2 separate regions of the Homo sapiens genome follow, and region 1 is linked to region 2. Evidence: read pairs that join two places in POLR2A ChIA-PET (ENCODE). Cell type or tissue: Caco-2. All regions are shown on one strand. Links, peaks and the distances in the headings refer to the core of each region. The heading gives the core; the rest is flanking DNA. Region 1 overlaps RGS7 (regulator of G protein signaling 7). Region 2 overlaps RGS7 (regulator of G protein signaling 7).

Region 1 (8,346 bases), core at 183-8,182, 98 kb after region 2:
TAAGAGAACTAAGTGACTTGGACAATGTTACACTGCTTCTTCGTGACAAACCTGAGACTAGAAAACTACTACATATGACATCCTACACACTGACTCCCTTCTTCAGCTCTGTCTGATAAAGGGATGAGAGATCGTTTCTTATTATTACACATACACGCCACTTCCGTTCCTTCCATCTAAACCTAGTTCAGAAACACCGCTAAGAATTCCCACCCCCAAAAAAATGGGGATGGGGGAAGAGAAGGAAGTGAACAGTGGTGTCATCCCACCAACAAGCCTGACTGCACAAACTATCTGCCTGTTCCATAACAAAGAGATTATATCAAACCTACCTCCCCAGGAATCAGTCTGATTCAACCTCGGAACTCCTCCTTCTCCTTTCCATTTGGCCCAAACTAGGGTTTTTCTCTCAGGTCTTTTGGGCTTTCTGAACAAGTGCCAGCACCCTGTGGCTTGCTGCTGCCAGCCCAACTATAGTAATTTTCCAGAAGTCTCTGGTTATGCCACACTGCTCAAGGAAGAGGAATATCATTAAAGTGACTTCACAGCCCCATAAACATGCCACTTGCAGCCCTCTTATTCTGTCTGGTGGCCTACACCACACACTACAATCAACAAGGGACATCTAGATTTCAGGGCCAAATCCCTGCAAAGACTCTGTCTGAACATACTTTTGTGAAAGCCTGCAGAATATAGATTTCTGTGTGTCATAAGGAAATAATCGGTCCTTAAATCTCAAAGTACAACTAGCTGCAGTATTTAAAAAGCCCATGGACAATGACAAATATAGACATCACAAAATTATTCTAAACTGATCAATGCTGAGAAAAGTCATGATGTGTCAGGAGTCTCAGCTCCAAAGGCAGTCTGCCCTTTAACATAATGAACTTCAGTAAAAGTAGAAACCATTTCTGAGGGTGTAATTGACAAGTGGCAATGAGGTCATCAGTAGAGTTTATGACATTTAAATCCCTGTGATATGGTTTGGCTGTGTCCCCACCCAAATCTCATCTTGAATTGTAGCTCCCATAATTCCCATGTGTTGTGGGAGGGACCCAGTGGGAGGTGATTGAATCATGGAGGCGGGTCTTTCCTGTGCTGTTCTTGTGATAGTGAATAAGTCTCACGAGATCTGATGGTTTTATAAAGCGGAGTTCCCCTACACAAGCTCTCTCTTGCCTGCTGTCACTTAAGACGTGACTTTGCTCCTCCTTTGTCTTCTGCCATGATTATGAGGCTTCCCCAGCCATGTGGAACTGTGAGTCAATTAAACCTCTTTCCTTTATAAATTACCCAGCCTCAGGTATGTCTTTATTAGCAGTGTGAAAACAGACTAACACGCCCTGGATCTACTTTTCCCGGTTTTATTTTTTTGTAACCCACAAGCTGTCCTGCCTCGTGTAATGGTCTTAGGCAAAGGAAGACCTCTCTGGTTATCCTTAATTCTATAGATACCTACTTCACACACACACATTCAAACACACACATACACACACACACACACGACAGAGGGACTTCTAAGTAAATATCATATACATTATGAGGAATCAAGATCTTGCCCTTTTCTAAAGCAAATAACTGTCAGGCTTGGGCAAATGCAGGGGCCATATTTTCTAATGAAAAAATAAAAATATATGACACTGGACAAATTATTGAAAATGGAGGTATACATTATAACTTCCCTTACTTTAGCTTGCTGACAGGTAACCTTGGGCTCTGCCACAAAGTAATTTTCCCATCTGGACTAACTGGGGATCAGACAGAAGATTCTTTTTCTTTCAAGGTGTCCTAGAAAATTGGGGACACCTTGTAGCAAATCAATTAACATTTTATTTGATGTAGAACCTTACGACAAATAGTGAGAATTTCCACAACACAAAAATTGTGAAGTTTTTGGCAATGCATAAGAAATGAACATTGGCAGATATGTTTCACGTGGCCAAGAACTTGATGTTTCATCAGCCATGAGGCTGGTAGTGTCTCTATTTTACACACGTGAAACATGGGCTAAGTGAGGTAAAGCAAGTTGCCTGAGATCACGTGGCTTGTGATGAGAAGATTCAGGATTCGACTCCAGCTCTGTGCTACTCCAGAGCTTCCGTTCTTTCTCACATATCTAGTTCAGGCTCCTTCATCTCCGAGTGGGTATGGAGACCAAGTATGCCTGTTATTGTTCCTCAGAGAAGGATTTCTGGAGGACATGAGTAGTCTGAAGAGTTCAGCAAGTCCTCCAAGTTCCACCCAAATCTGATAAATGTGCTGAAGTACGGGGCGCTGTTACTATACAACATGGTGAGTAAAGGGAACCTTCTCTCTGATCCCCAGACACCCCAGATGGAAAAAGGTGCTTTGCTGCAGAGCCCACGGTTATCTGTCTGGAAGCAAAAGTAAGGGAGGCCACAAGGTCTACTTCCATTTTCAAACTGAGGGCGCCTAACAATTGCAATCCTGTAAAGAAATAAATTCATTTCTGGAAAGTTGGAAATTGTCTTCATCGTGCCCTGCCCAAAGCCTCTGGTCAAGAAATTGAGGACTTGCAGAATAGGACTCCTCCTCAAACTCAAGCTTTTGTGTTCCATGTTCAATGAGAGATTCTGGCCACAGAAATGTTCCCTACCTGCTCCAGCAGGAACTAAGCCTTCCTGGAACATGATTATCACAAGGATCCCTCCCAGTGACCACATTTTCTGACATCAGCCTAAACCAAAACGACTCGCCTGCTCAGTGATTATATAAATCCATTCAGTCTCTGCAAATGCCCAGGCTTTTGTTACCACTACTGCTGTTTTGGCTGTACAAGGCTTAAAATGCAAAGTAAGTCACGATACTAACCTTTGCCTCCAGTAAGGAATGCTCTTCTTGGAGCAGCCCCCATACCTGGGACAATGCAAGTCAGCCTTTCAATGAGATGCTTAGCACACAAGCCTTCTGTGATCCAGCTCCTGCCTCTCCATCATGCCTCAGTGTCCAACACTCTCTCTTCTTCAGTCAATTCAAACTATTTGTAGGTCCCTAAGCACAGTTTCCCCTCTTTCTGCCCTGCAGACCTGCTTTATCTAGCAAATGCCCACTCATTATTCAAATTTAGTGCAATTATCCAGTCATCTGGGAAACTCCCCTTGATCCACAACCTTGATTTAGTGGTCTCCCCTTTGTGCTCCCTGAATAGCATGTCCATGCTTCTCCGATAGTGCTCACCACATTTTATAGTAACAGCTGATGTATCTACTTGTGTGCCCCAACCAAAAATCAGGTTCTACATATCTTGAGGAAGTTTTCTCATTCAATTTTGTATGAGAATTTACGGAACTTCCAATTCTATAACATAGTTGTTAAATAAATGCTTAACGAAAAGGTACACTTGGTTCACTCACCAAACAAATATTTACAAAGGAACTACAAGGTATATTTAGAAAGCACATGAGTTCCTGAGCACTGATCCTAAGTTGAAGAAACCCTCCTCACCTCAATCTCTTGGGCACATGAGAGGTCTCCTCACAGACTCTCAAACAATTGGTGCTTGAAGAGAGGTGGGAAGTGGTACGAGGGAAGATGGAGGGAGAGCATGACTGCCTGCTGCTACCTGAGTGAGAAGAGGAAAGATGGAGATGAGGGCAAGCAGAAGCATGTGGTCCACAGCATCACCTAGTGCCTAGTGCGGAAGAGGAAAGTCTTGGTTCCATCACTCATTCTAGCTTAGAGTGAATCTTCTGTTGCAAACTTTCTTATTGCTCTAAGACAGAGATCATCAGAATTGAGGCAAAGGCTAAAGCAGTACTACACTTTCTATGTCAGTATTTTTATATACTGGTTAGTGGTATACATGCATGCAAATCTCCCTTTAAATTCAAATGTCATGTTAGAAAGTAGGGTTTATATGTACAGGTGTTTGTAAATGAGAAGTTTGTAATTTAGGGAGTACATATTTAATAGTGCCTCACCCAGAACTGCTATAGGCAAGATGATCAGGAGGAAAAACAGCAGCAGCTGATGCCAAAATGTGTGATTCAGATGATTTGGAAATTAAGAGACATTCCAAAGAACGTGTGCATATTTCCTTCAGACATAGTCTACTAGCTAACAGATTGAATTTTTAAAATATATGAATAACTTTTCTGACAAAAGCTTACCAAAATACAGCAATGACTTAGAAATTTAGCATGGTTATATGTGATCCGTTTATCTCTCCCATCATCCCACTATCTCAGAGTACAAAATAAAAATCATTCGTTTCATTTTTCTTTATGCTAAGTAGAAAGGAAATTGTGTCCTGTTCTCATTTCAAGTTAGGTTGCTTCTTGATTAAATAAGAGAATGAACTCGCCTAGAATAATAAATGATCCTCTCAACTGCACGTTAACTGAACACTCTAGCATAAATTAACAAAGCAGAGAGATCAGGTGGAAGTATAGCTAAAAGACTAAAATTAGTTTGGCATGGGTTTGGATATTAGTTTTGTCACTCTGTAGCTATGTAAGTTTGGACAAATTACCATAAACTCTCCAAATCTCAATTTTCTCAACTGTCAACAGAGTTGACAGCAAATATCTCATGAAATGGCGAGACAGATTTCAAACTTGTCATTTACAAACACCTGTAAATACGAACTCTACTTTTTAATATGGCATTACAACTTACAAGATTTGTATGTATGTATGCAATTAACCATGATACAATGGCAGCATAAAATGGCACCGGTAAAGTGTCAGGCACACAGCCTATTGCAGAGTGAACACTCACATTTTGTTTCCACGTGCCCCACCTCTTTTCTTGATTTAAAGGATTTCTACTGGGCAAATGATAAGAGAAACAAGACACTTTTCTGTCCTTAAGGAACTTAGACTGGTAAAGAGGATAAAATAAACACAGACAAAGCCAGGCAGGATATACATTTTGAGAGCAGAATGAATCCAGGTGATATAAGAACACAAAGGAGGAAGACCATGTGCCAAGTTCCCTGAGGACATCAGGATCAACTTCATGAAGAGACCATTTTAAATGGGTCTCAGAGAATTGGTAGGGACCTTGTCAATGTGTGGTTTTTATTTCCTAAGTAAGACTCACAGTTACAATACACATGTAAACACAGGAGAAGACAGAAGTTAAGGCAGATGATACTCTGGTTTAAAAATCCTTAGAGGAATTTTCACTGGTCACCAACTTTTAGAGCTACATTGAGGATGACAACTAGGGTGGAAAACAGTATATTGTCCAGATATACTATTAATATAAAATGGGGCAATGTTGCCTACTGAAGGGAAGGTAGGGGCAAGCCTTATCTTTCCCTTTCTGGCTCAGAGAATTCCCAGCTTTTTTTTTTTTTTTTTGCTTTTTTGAGATGGAGTTTTGCTCTTGTTGCCCAGGCTGGAGTGCAGTGGCATGATCTCGGCTCACTGAAACCTCTGTGTCCCAGGTTCAAGTGATTCTCCTGCCTCAGCCTCCCGAGTAGCTGAGACTACAGGTGCCTGCCACCACGCCCGGCTTTTTGTATTTTTTGTAGAGACAGGGTTTTGCCATGTTGGGCAGGCTGGTCTCGAACTCCTGACCTCAGGTGATCCACCCGCCTCAGCCTCAAAGTGCTGGGATTACAGGCGTGAGCCACCATGCCCAGCCAGAATTCCCAACATTTTAACCAAAGCACTAGGAGCTTTCCATCTGTAGTACAATCACCGAACAAGCCAGAAACTGTGTCATGGCCTCTTTAATCCATACTATTCCTTCTACAGAGACTAATTCCCTTAAAAACTAAGAGACAGATGCAGCCTTAGCCTCGGCCTACACAGGGTCCAGATCATCCATATCACTGTTTCCACCTCCATGTCTTGTCCTACTGGAAGGTCTTCAGAGGCGGTAATATGCATGGAGCTGTCGTCTCCTGTGACAACAATACCTTCTTCTGGAATACCTCCTGAAGGACCTTCCTGACGCTGTTTTATAACTAACTTATTACATACTTCTACTTACATAAGTAAAAATACACTCTAAATAATGATAAAAACTATAGTATAGTAAATACATAAACCAGTAACATAGTCATTATCATTATTAAGTATTATGTACTGTATGTAATTGTATGTGCTACACTTTTATTCAACTAGCAGCTTAGTGCAAAATAAAAAGAGAGGACTCAAAGGGGATCATTTAGGAAATAAACTACTCCCGGGAAAGGGACACAATCTCAACAAGCAATAGGGCGGCTTGTGTAGTGTAGTGGGCTTTGGAGAAGATCCCTGGTAGCAGTGGAGATTGGGAGTTGTGGTTTTCACGTACTTAGTCATTTAGTCAACCAGAGAGACAAATAGTTGGGATAAAAGAGGATCTCATAAATCCAACAGAAGAGTACAGAACACAGAGCTTAGGCTGTTCACAGCACCACCTCCTAGGAAAACACTGTGAGCACTCAGGTTAACAGTAGGTAGATCTGTGCACAAGCCATTTACTCTACTATGGCCAAGCAGCCTAATCTGTCGTGAACATTCCTCTTCCCCCCAAAAATAAAGAGGAAATAAAGAGAAGGGAGAAAGGGAGGGAAGAAGGAAACCATGAGTCTTAAAAAGATAGCACAGAAACAATTATTCTGAAAATGTAGAGGAAAAGTATAGCTCTTTAAAATTATTTACGACACAAATCAGAAGAGTTCAAATAAATTACAATGCATTCATATATTTTGCAGATGTTCACTCATGTTCTCAAATACCATTAAACGCATCAGAAAATTTGTAGAATGTAATATGAAGTGAAAAGAGCTGGGTGCAAAAGCTGTATATATCAACTTTACAAAACTTTGCACATGCGGTACATATAAAGTCATCAATTGCTTAACAACATTTCAGTCAACGGTGGACTGCAGATATGACAATGGTTTCATGAGATTATAATGGAGCTGAAAATTTCCTATCGCCTAGCAACACTGTAGCAGTCATAAAGTTGTAGCACAATGCATTACTCATTGTTGTAAACAAACACACTAAGCTGCTAGTTGAAAAAGTGTAGCACATACAATTACATACAGTACATAATACTTACTAATGATAATGACTATGTTACTGGTTTATGTATTTACTATACTATACTTTTTATCATTATTTAGAGTGTATTTTTACTTACGTAAGTAGAAGTATATAATAAGTTAATTATAAAACAGCTTCGGGAAGTTCCTTCAGGAGGTATTCCAGAAGGCATTGTTGTCATAGGAGATGACAGCTCCATGCCTATTACTGCCTCTGAAGACCTTTGTGGAGGTGGAAACAGTGATATGGATGATCCTGACCCTGTGTACGCTGAGGCTAAGGCTGCATTTGTGTCTTAGTTTTTAATAAAAAAAGTTTTTAAAGTAAAAAAAATTAAAGCACAAAAAGGCTTATAGAATAAGAATATAAAAAAGAAAATATTTTTGTAAAGAAGAGTCAAAAAGTTAAGAAATTTAAAAATGCTCATCATCACTGGTCATTAGAGAAATGCACATCAAAACCACAATGAGACACCGTCTCACACCAGTTAGAATGGCCATCATTAAAAAGTCTGGTAACAACAGATGCTGGCAAGGCTGTGGAGAAATAGGAACACGTTTACAGTGTTGGTGGGAGTGTAAATTAGTTCAACCATTGTGGAAGACAGTGTGGCGATTCCTCAAGGATCTAGAACCAGAAATACCATTTGACCCAGCAATCCCATTGCTGGATATATACCTAAAGGATATAAATCATTCTACTATAAAGACACATGCACTTGTATGTTTATTGCAGCACTATTTACCATAGCAAACACTTGGAAGCAACCCAAATCCCCATCGGTGATAGACTGGATAAAGAAAATGTGGCACATACACACCATGGAATACTATGCAGACATAAAAAAGAATGAGTTCATGTCCTTTGCTGGGACACGGATGAAGCTGGAAGCCATCATTCTCAGCAAACTACCACAGGAACAGAAAACCAAACACCACATGTTCTCACTCATAAGTAGGAGTTGAACAATGAGAACACATGGACACAGGGAGGGGAACATCACACACTGGGACCTGTCGGGGGTGGGGGGCAAGAACAAATACCTAATGCATGGGGGCTTAAAACCTAGACGATGGGTTGACAGGTGCAGCAAACCACCATGGCACATGTATACTTATGTAACAAACCTGCACATTCTGCACATGTATCCCAGAACTTAAAGTAAAATAAAACATACAATAAAATAATTTTAAAAAATGTAAAAGTCAAAAGCTACAGTAAGCTAAGGTTAATTTATTATTGAAGAAAAGGAAATTTTAAAAATAAATTTAGTATCGCCTAAGTGCAGGGTTTATAAAGTCTACCCTAGGGTACAGTAATGTCCTAGACCTTCACA
Region 2 (8,346 bases), core at 269-8,268:
ACTGATTGCATTGCAACATTATCTGAAAATAAAAGTGGGGTAGGAAGGGAAGGAGAAGGGAGAGATGAAGAGAGGATGGTAAATGGGTACAAACATAAAACTAAATAGAAGGAATAAGTTGTAGTGTCAGCAGAGTAGGGTAATGATAGTTAAAAATAATTTACTGTATATTTCAAAATATCTAGAAGATATTTAATGTTCCCAACACAAAGAAATGATAAATGTTTTGGGAGATGGATATCCAAATTACCATAACTTGATCATTACACATTGTATGCATGCCATCAAAATACCACAGGTACCCCATAAATATATACAATTATTATGTGTCAATAATGAAAAAAAGTTAGAGTTTTATATAACTTCTATTATAGTCCTTTTCTTTTATCCTCACACACACACACACACACACACACACAAAAAGAGACAGACCTTAAACAATTATACAGAAAGTTGTCTACAAGGATGTTAAGAGTAATAACCAATCTACTTTTTAAATAGTTGAGTGGGTTTTCAGAAAAAAAAGTATTCAATAAACAGGAAATATGTGCAAGAATAAAAAGAGAACCTTAATTATAATTATGTATTTCTTTTCAGCAGAGTGTTAAACTCTGGTAATAGAAAAAATATATTTTTTTCTTTTAATCCATGGACATTTTATTTACAAAATCTTATGATCATAGGTTTATTAATGATCCTCAGACGTTTTACTACAAAAAATGCTTGAGATTATAAACCACGACAGAAACAAATAAAACCACCTCATGATAGTCTTGGAACACTAAGAAAAAGTCCTAAGACTAATATTAATTGACTTCTATGGTCAATGGTTCTCTGACATTATTGTGTGACCTTAGGTAGTAAATTAGCCACTCCACAAATTTGTTTACTTATTTAGGAAGAGAAGTAGTAAGAATTCCTTTCCTATTACCACCTCAAATAATTATTGCCAAATTATATGAGGAAATACACACCAAAATACTTTGAAGGCTTCGAAATTCAGCAGAACTTCAAACTATCAACCAAACAATATACGAGTGCTCCAGTTCCTCTACATTCTCACCAACATTTGGTGTTGTCACTTTTGAATTTTTTTTTGAGACAGGGTCTCACTCTGTTGCTCAGGCTGGTGTTCAGTGGTGCAGTCATAGCTCACTGTGGTCTCAAATTCCTGGGCTCAAGCGATCCTCCCACCTCAGCCTCCCAAGTAACTGGGACTCCAGACACATGCCACCACACCTAGCTAATTTTATTTATTTGTTTATTTTTTTGTACAGACAAGAGTCTCGCTACATTGCCCAGGCTGAACTATTTTTATTTTACTGTTCTGATAGGTAGGTATGTAGTGATATATCATTGTGATTTTAATTGTTATTTCCCTAGGTGTTGGACATCTTTTTATGTGCTTATTTGCTATCTGTATAACTTTGGTAAAATGTTTATTTATATCTTTGCCCTTGGTCTAATTGTTTGCATTCTTACTGTTGTGTTAGAAGTTCTATAGTCTATATTCTAGATACTAGTCCTTTGTTAGATATGGGGTTTACCATTATTTTCTTCCGGTCTCTAGCTTGGCTTTTCATCCTTACTTAACAAAGTCTTTCACAGGGCAAAAGGTTTTAATTTTGATAAAGTCCAATTTATTCACTTTTTCTTTTATAAATCATGCTTTCGGTATCAAGTCTTAGAGCTATTTGCCTAGGACTAGATTCTGAATATTTTTTGCTTTTTCTTTACACTTTTTATAAAGTTTTACATTTTACATTTAAGTCCATGCTCCATTTTGAGTTAATATATTTAAAGTTTGTACAAGGTGTGAGACTTGAGGTTCATTTATTTTAGTCTATGGACATTTAATCGCTCTAGTATCATTTGTTGAAAGGTGATGTTTCCTTCATTGAATTGCTTTTGAATCTTTGTCCAAAAAATCAATTGGTCAGGCTGGGCGCGGTGGCTCACGTCTGTAATCCCAGCACTTTGGGAGGCCAAGGCGGGCGGATCACAAGGTCAGGAGATCGAGCCCACGGTGAAACCCCGTCTCTACTAAAAATACAAAAATTTAGCCGGGCGCGGTGGTGGGCACCTGTAGTCCCAGCTACTCGGGAGGCTGAGGCAGGAGAATGGCGTGAACCTGGGAGGCGGAGCTTGCAGTGAGCCGAGATGGCGCCACTGCACTCCAGCCTGGGCGACAGAGCAGACTCCGTCTCAAAAAAAAAAATCAACTGGTCCTATCTGTATGGGTATACTTCCACACCATCTATTGTGTTCCAAACTATCTATTCTGATTGCTAGTGGATTTATGTGTCTGTTCCACTGATAATCTTGATACTATAGTGACATAGTAAGTCTTGAAATGAGGCAGATTTATTTTTATCACATTATTTTTCTTTTCAAAATTGTTTTAGCTATTTTAGTTCCTTTGAATTTTCATATGAATTTTAAAATAATCTCAATATTTATAAAAATTTTGCTCATATTTTGATAAGAATTATGTTAAATCTGTATGTCAGTTTGTGAAGAACTGAGACTTTACTATGTCGAGTTTTCCAATCAGTAAAAATTGCATTTATGTCCATTAATTTACATTTTGTGTGCTTCCTTTGATTAGTACTGTAGTTTTCAGCACACAAGCTCTGTACATTTTGTAAGATTTACACCTAAATATTTACTTTAAAATGTTTCTGATTATTGTAAATGGTGTTATAATTTAAATTTTGATTTTCATGTGTTCATTGCTATGATAAATACAACAGATTTTTGTATGTTTATCTTCTATCTTATGAATTTGCTGAACTTATTTATCAGTTCTGTGGATGTTTTTGTAGATTTTTTTCATTTTCTATATAGACAATTATTCCATCTGAAAATGGTGACTGTTTTTTTTCCTTCCTGGTTTGTATGCCTTCCCCCAGCCCCATCTTATTGCATTAGCAATACCTTCCAGCACTATGTTGAATAAAAGTGGTGGAACCTGTTTCTAATTGAAGGGAAAAAGCTTTCAGGTTCTAGCCATTAAGTGTAATGTTAGCTGTAGTTTTCTTGCAGAGGGGATAGATGTTCTTTATCACGTTGTGAAAATTCTCCGCTATTGCCATTTTTTTTTTTTGCGACGGAGTCTTGCTCTGTCGCCAGGCTGGAGTGCAGTGGTGCGATCTTGGCTCACTGCAACCTCCGCCTCCTGGGTTTATGCCATTCTCCTGCCTCAGCCTCCCAAGTAGCTGGGACTACAGGTGCACGCCACCACATTCAGCTAATTTTTGTATTTTTGGTAGAGATGGGATTTCACCATGTTGGCCAGGATGGTCTCGATCTCTTGACCTTGTGATCCACCCTCCTTAGCCTCCCAAAGGGAGGGATTACAGGAGTGAGCCACCGTGCCCGGCCTCCACTATTGTTATTTTTATGAGAATTTTTTTATCATAAATGAGTATTTAATTTTTTTAAATGCTTTTTCTGAATTAGTTGATATGATCATGTGAGCCTTTTTTTCTTTAGCCTGTTAATACAATTAAACACATTGACTGATTTTCAAACAATGAATCATCCTTGCATTTCTAGAAGAAATCCCACTTTGATTATGATGTATAACTCTTTATATGTTGCTGAATTCTATGTGCTAATATTTTGTTAAAGACATTTTTATTTATATTTAGGAGATACATCGCTCTTTAGTTTCCTTTTTTGAACTGCCTTTGGTTTTGGTTCAAGGTAATACTACTTCATAAAATGATTTGAGAGGTATCTTCTACTCTTTTGTCTGGAAGAGATTGTGAATTGGTGTTAATTTTTCTTTAAGCTTTTGGTTGAATTCTCTGGTGAAATCATCTGGACCTAGATATTTCTTTTTGGGGAGTTTTAGATTATAAATTTAAGTTCCTTAATAGTCATAGGGCCATTCAAATTCTCGATTTCATGTTGGTTTACTTGTAATTTGTTTGGAATTGGCCTGCTTCATCTAAGTTGTCAAATTCATGTGTATAGAGTTGTTCATATGCGGGCAGGGGTGCCTCACTACCATCTAACAGAGATGTAAATTCAGGCTCCTTCCTGGGCTGCCTCTGTTATCACCCAGGTGAGGGTGTTTGGTCTCAACAGAGCCTCACAAAGGTCAAAGTCTACGTTTTCTACTCAGGCTTTGCTAACATGAGCAGAGGCGGGGCCAAACTTCTTTCTGTGGTGTTTGGCTGGAATAGAAAGGTTATTATCTAAAAGCTCCATATCTTGCCAGCCTGGCCCTTTCCTGATCATTTGGCTAGAGAAAACAGGTGTGTGTGTGTGTGTGTGTGTGTGTGTGTGTGTGTGTGTGTGTGTGTTTTGCTTTGATTTTGATTTGGCTTGGTTTTATTTTCTGTCTGCACGTGTGTGTGTGTGTGTGTGTGTGTGTGTGTGTGTTTGGTTTGCTTTGATTTTGATTTGGCTTGGTTTTATTTTCTGTCTGCACCTGTCCGCATTTCCAGGATTCTAGTTCTTTAGCATTAAGAACTCACTGCCATGTGGTTTTTCAGGTCCCAAAGGCCCCAGCTCAAATGTTTCTTTTCTCCACTTTTCAGAGTCCTTTATGTATATTTTATGTATAATGTTCAGAATTTTTACTTAGTGGGATGAAAAGGCAAAGAATGCCTACTTCAGCTTCTAGAAACAGAAGTCATCCAGGATTTAGTTTTAAATGAATTGGTCAAGATGAATTTCTGGTACATAAAATAGGCCTAGTCAAAACATGAATAATTTATCCATGAAACAAATTCCTTTTCGTGACATTTTTCCTTGGTGGGCCAATCTGCTATTCCCCATCAGAAAAGAGCCCAGGTGAGAGAAGAAGAAAATAGAAGAAAACAGAAAATCAGGAGGACTTTCTCTTTCTCACTCCTCACTTCATTCCTGCCTCACTCCCAAGGCAAGTTCAGAGCCCCACAGTACCAAGAGTTCAGGAAAATCCAAGGGCTGAATTCAACATCCATCTAGCCAGTAGAGATATTTTAAAAATCACACATATTATACTGACTTGAAAAAATATTTTCAGCACCTACTTTTTAAGTACTCTTATGCTAAACACAATGGAGAAAATTAAGGTACAAAGGCATAGCCTCTTTCAGAAAATCCATAAAACCTGTATCCAAAGAACTATAATAATGGGCAGGTTCTGAAGAATGACATAGAATGGGCCACACATCTCTAGGATAGGATTTAAAATGTCATTTAAATATAACACAAATGTTTGTATTGGGAACTCTAAATTGTCCTTGTCTACAGCCTTCTTCCTTCCCTTTCTTACAACCTATAAGATCAGACTTAAGTAAACTCCTAAGCTAATTTTGAATCATTTGTCCTCCCTAAGCCCATAATCACATGGCTAAGCCAAGAATTATTCAAACCTAATTCTCCCGCAAGACCTCATCCATTGCTCACTGCTCCTGAAGATGGTCTTGAGTATCCCCCTGGATCTGGGCCTCAGACTGTCTTTGCCACTCTCCTGTGTTACCACATGGAGTTGGTCCCCGCCATGTTTGGTCAGGTCTCTTAGAATGATAACTTCTAACATCATGGATCCTGAAAATTAGCTAATGTGATTTCCAACTACTGTGTCTCATCTAGCTGATATTATCAATCAATTCATCCTGCCTGAATTTATAACACCACATTTGGATATAGTGTTTAGTTGCTTAACATATGTTCAATAAGCATAAATTAAATACATATAGACAAATGGTCTAGAGCAGTCTTCATCATGCTTCTCCGGAAGGATCTAGAGTACTTATACAATTTGAGAAGATTGAGTTTCATACCAAGTAGGGACAGGGTCTGGAAACAGGCAGTACACAAACACTTGAATGTATGTTAAGACTGAGACTTCTGCTACAGAAAGTCAGAGGAAAGAATGTGACTTTCAGGTGAGATCAGCAAAGAAGGATTCCCTCTGCCACAAAATAACACCTTCTTTCCCAGAAACTCAGATTTCCTTTGATATAATTCACTATTAATTTTCACTCTAGGAGATGAAGCATCTGAATGAATGTTCCTGGAATATGCTTGGAACATGGGAATAAATCATGCTAGTTGATATGGAAGACAAACACAACACTCCAGCAATACTCTCTTAGGAATTCCCTCATCACCATTTAAATTGTTGATTTTCTGCTCTTCTGTAGAAATCTCTAGTTCTGGATGAACATAAGCACTGTCTATATTCGTTAGACAGCACAATACATATTAGTCTTTAATTTATTTCACCTACACCAAACCTAAATTTTTTCTTCTTCTAACTTTATGTCCTAATTTTCTTTACTTAATTTTGTCTACATTTTTGTCATCATTTTCTCTTAGATTTTTGTTCAGCTTTCCTTGAAACCCAATAAAAGCAAAAATTATATTGAGAAAAGACAAAATTTCACATCCCATATTCTACAGCTTGCTACCTCTGGGCACCAATGGACATTCAACTGAAATATAATTTTTTAAAGAATTTTATCAGTATAATAGACTCTTGGACTTGAATTATGAAGCCTAACAACTGGTGCTAAATCAGATGAAATTGTGAAGAAATGTCTGCAGTGTAGCTCTAACTAAAAGCTATATTCTAACAAGTCGGCGATGGAGCCTCCAACTTTCTCATGCCTCTGGATGGAATTTATTCCCTAAACTCAGTAAAGCCACTGACTTTCAGAAAATGAATAATCTAAAAAAACTGCAAAGGCAAGGCTTTTGTTCTTTAAAAAAAGAAATGAAGCTAACTTCTGCTTATGGCAATGGAGATCAGTTTATTTTGCACCAATTTCCTACTGAAAATAACTATAAAGGCTGAACAAAATGTCCAAAACCCATCTGTTTGAAGTCATCAGAGAGCCATCAAGGTAAAGAGGGGCTTCAGGGCAAATAATCTGACAGAGGCAAGCCAAGAGATGTTCACCCCCCAAAGCAGTTACTAAAGGCTTGGAGGTTGACAGGAGTATTTAAAAGTCGCACTGAGAAGGACAACACAAATTTGAGTTTAGTGCCTTCCAGGAATGAAAAATCCTTGGATAAAGACTTAGGATATCACTCTGCAATCTACAGGGCTTCACCCTGCAAGTGAGTGTAAACAGAAAATAGAACAAGCCTTATAAAGGTTTAAGAAAAGTTTTAGGTCAGCTCAAGTCCTAAAGGATTAAGGTGATTGGCATCTCACTTAGCTGCCTGGTAGAAGCAAGTTGAAGTCCCACCTGGAGAAAAACATTCACTGAAGCCTCAAAATGCCTTGCAAGTTTTCATCTAAAATGTATGACACTCAATGAAAAATTAATAGCATATTAAATAGATTTGACCAGCGGGGCGTGGTAGCTCACGCCTGTAATGCCAGCACTTTGGAAAGCTCAGGTGGGCGGATCACCTGAGGTCAGGAGTTCGAGACCAGCCTGGCCAATGTGGTGAAACCCCGTCTCTACTAAAAATACAAAAATTAGCTGGGCATGGTGGCGGGCACCTGTAATCCCAGCTACTCAGGAAGCTGAGGCAGAAGAATCACTCGAACCCGGGAGGCAGAGGGTGCAGTGAGCCGAGATCGCGCCATTGCACTCCAGCCTGGGTGAAAAGAGCAAGACTCCATCTAAAATAAATAAATAAATAAATAAATAAAGATTTGACCAGCTAACAAGAGGGAAAGAAAACCAGACAGTGCAAAATTATCCATGAGAAATGCAGTTGTTGTATTTATCTGATAGGACTTAAGATAACAGTGATTAAAATGTTTAAAAGATTAAATAAGGCAATACAATTCAGTGAAGAACAAAAAATTATAAAAACAAAGAAAATATAAATTCTAGAACTGAAATTAAGAACTTTACAGATAGATGTAACAATAAGACATACAGGACTATTGAAAAAATAGTGAATTGGAAGATAGGTCAGAAATAAATATTGAGAACAAAAGAGGGAGAAAAAATTACAGAAAATAAAGAAAAGAGCATGCAAAATTTATGGGACAGGTACAATGAAAAGATCTAATACACATGTAACTGAAATTTCAGTAAGACAATGAAAAGAAAAATGGGGCACAAGCAATATTTGAAAAGATAGTTGCTGAGGATTTTTCCAAACTGATCAAATACTTTATTCAAGAAATGCTATGAGCCTTAAGAAGAAAGAATACAAAGAAAACCACATAGCTAGATGCATCATAGTTAAATTTCTGAAAACCAAAGTCAAAGAGAAATCTTAAAAAAAGAAAGAGATAGAGAAAAAAGTGTATTAACTTCAAAGGGGGGACAATAAGAATGACAGCTAATAGCTGACTTCTTAATTGAAACAATGGAAGCCAGAAGACAGTAGAAAGATATCTTTAGAAAGGGGTGGGGGCAGAGGTCAACCTGTAAT

What was found. Peaks named below come from ENCODE experiments on the same cell type or tissue, not always from the same donor. Only the 100,000 strongest peaks of a DNase experiment are listed, where the experiment ranks them.
Region 1: POLR2A ChIA-PET joins it to region 2 with 9 read pairs; 3 of 35 experiments call an interaction of 5 or more read pairs at or near these places.

The regions. Positions count from the first base shown.
Region 1 is chr1:241,286,261-241,294,606 of GRCh38, forward strand. All of the region lies in intron 2 of RGS7 (regulator of G protein signaling 7), which reads right to left. Among named protein-coding and RNA genes, the nearest start is that of RGS7, 67 kb to the right of the region's middle. In Caco-2, for the core only: no CTCF peak of the experiment used is centred there; no DNase peak of the experiment used is centred there.
Region 2 is chr1:241,187,895-241,196,240 of GRCh38, forward strand. All of the region lies in intron 2 of RGS7 (regulator of G protein signaling 7), which reads right to left. Among named protein-coding and RNA genes, the nearest start is that of MIR3123, 60 kb to the left of the region's middle. RefSeq lists an enhancer at 4,015-4,309. In Caco-2, for the core only: no CTCF peak of the experiment used is centred there; a DNase peak (open chromatin) is centred at 4,137.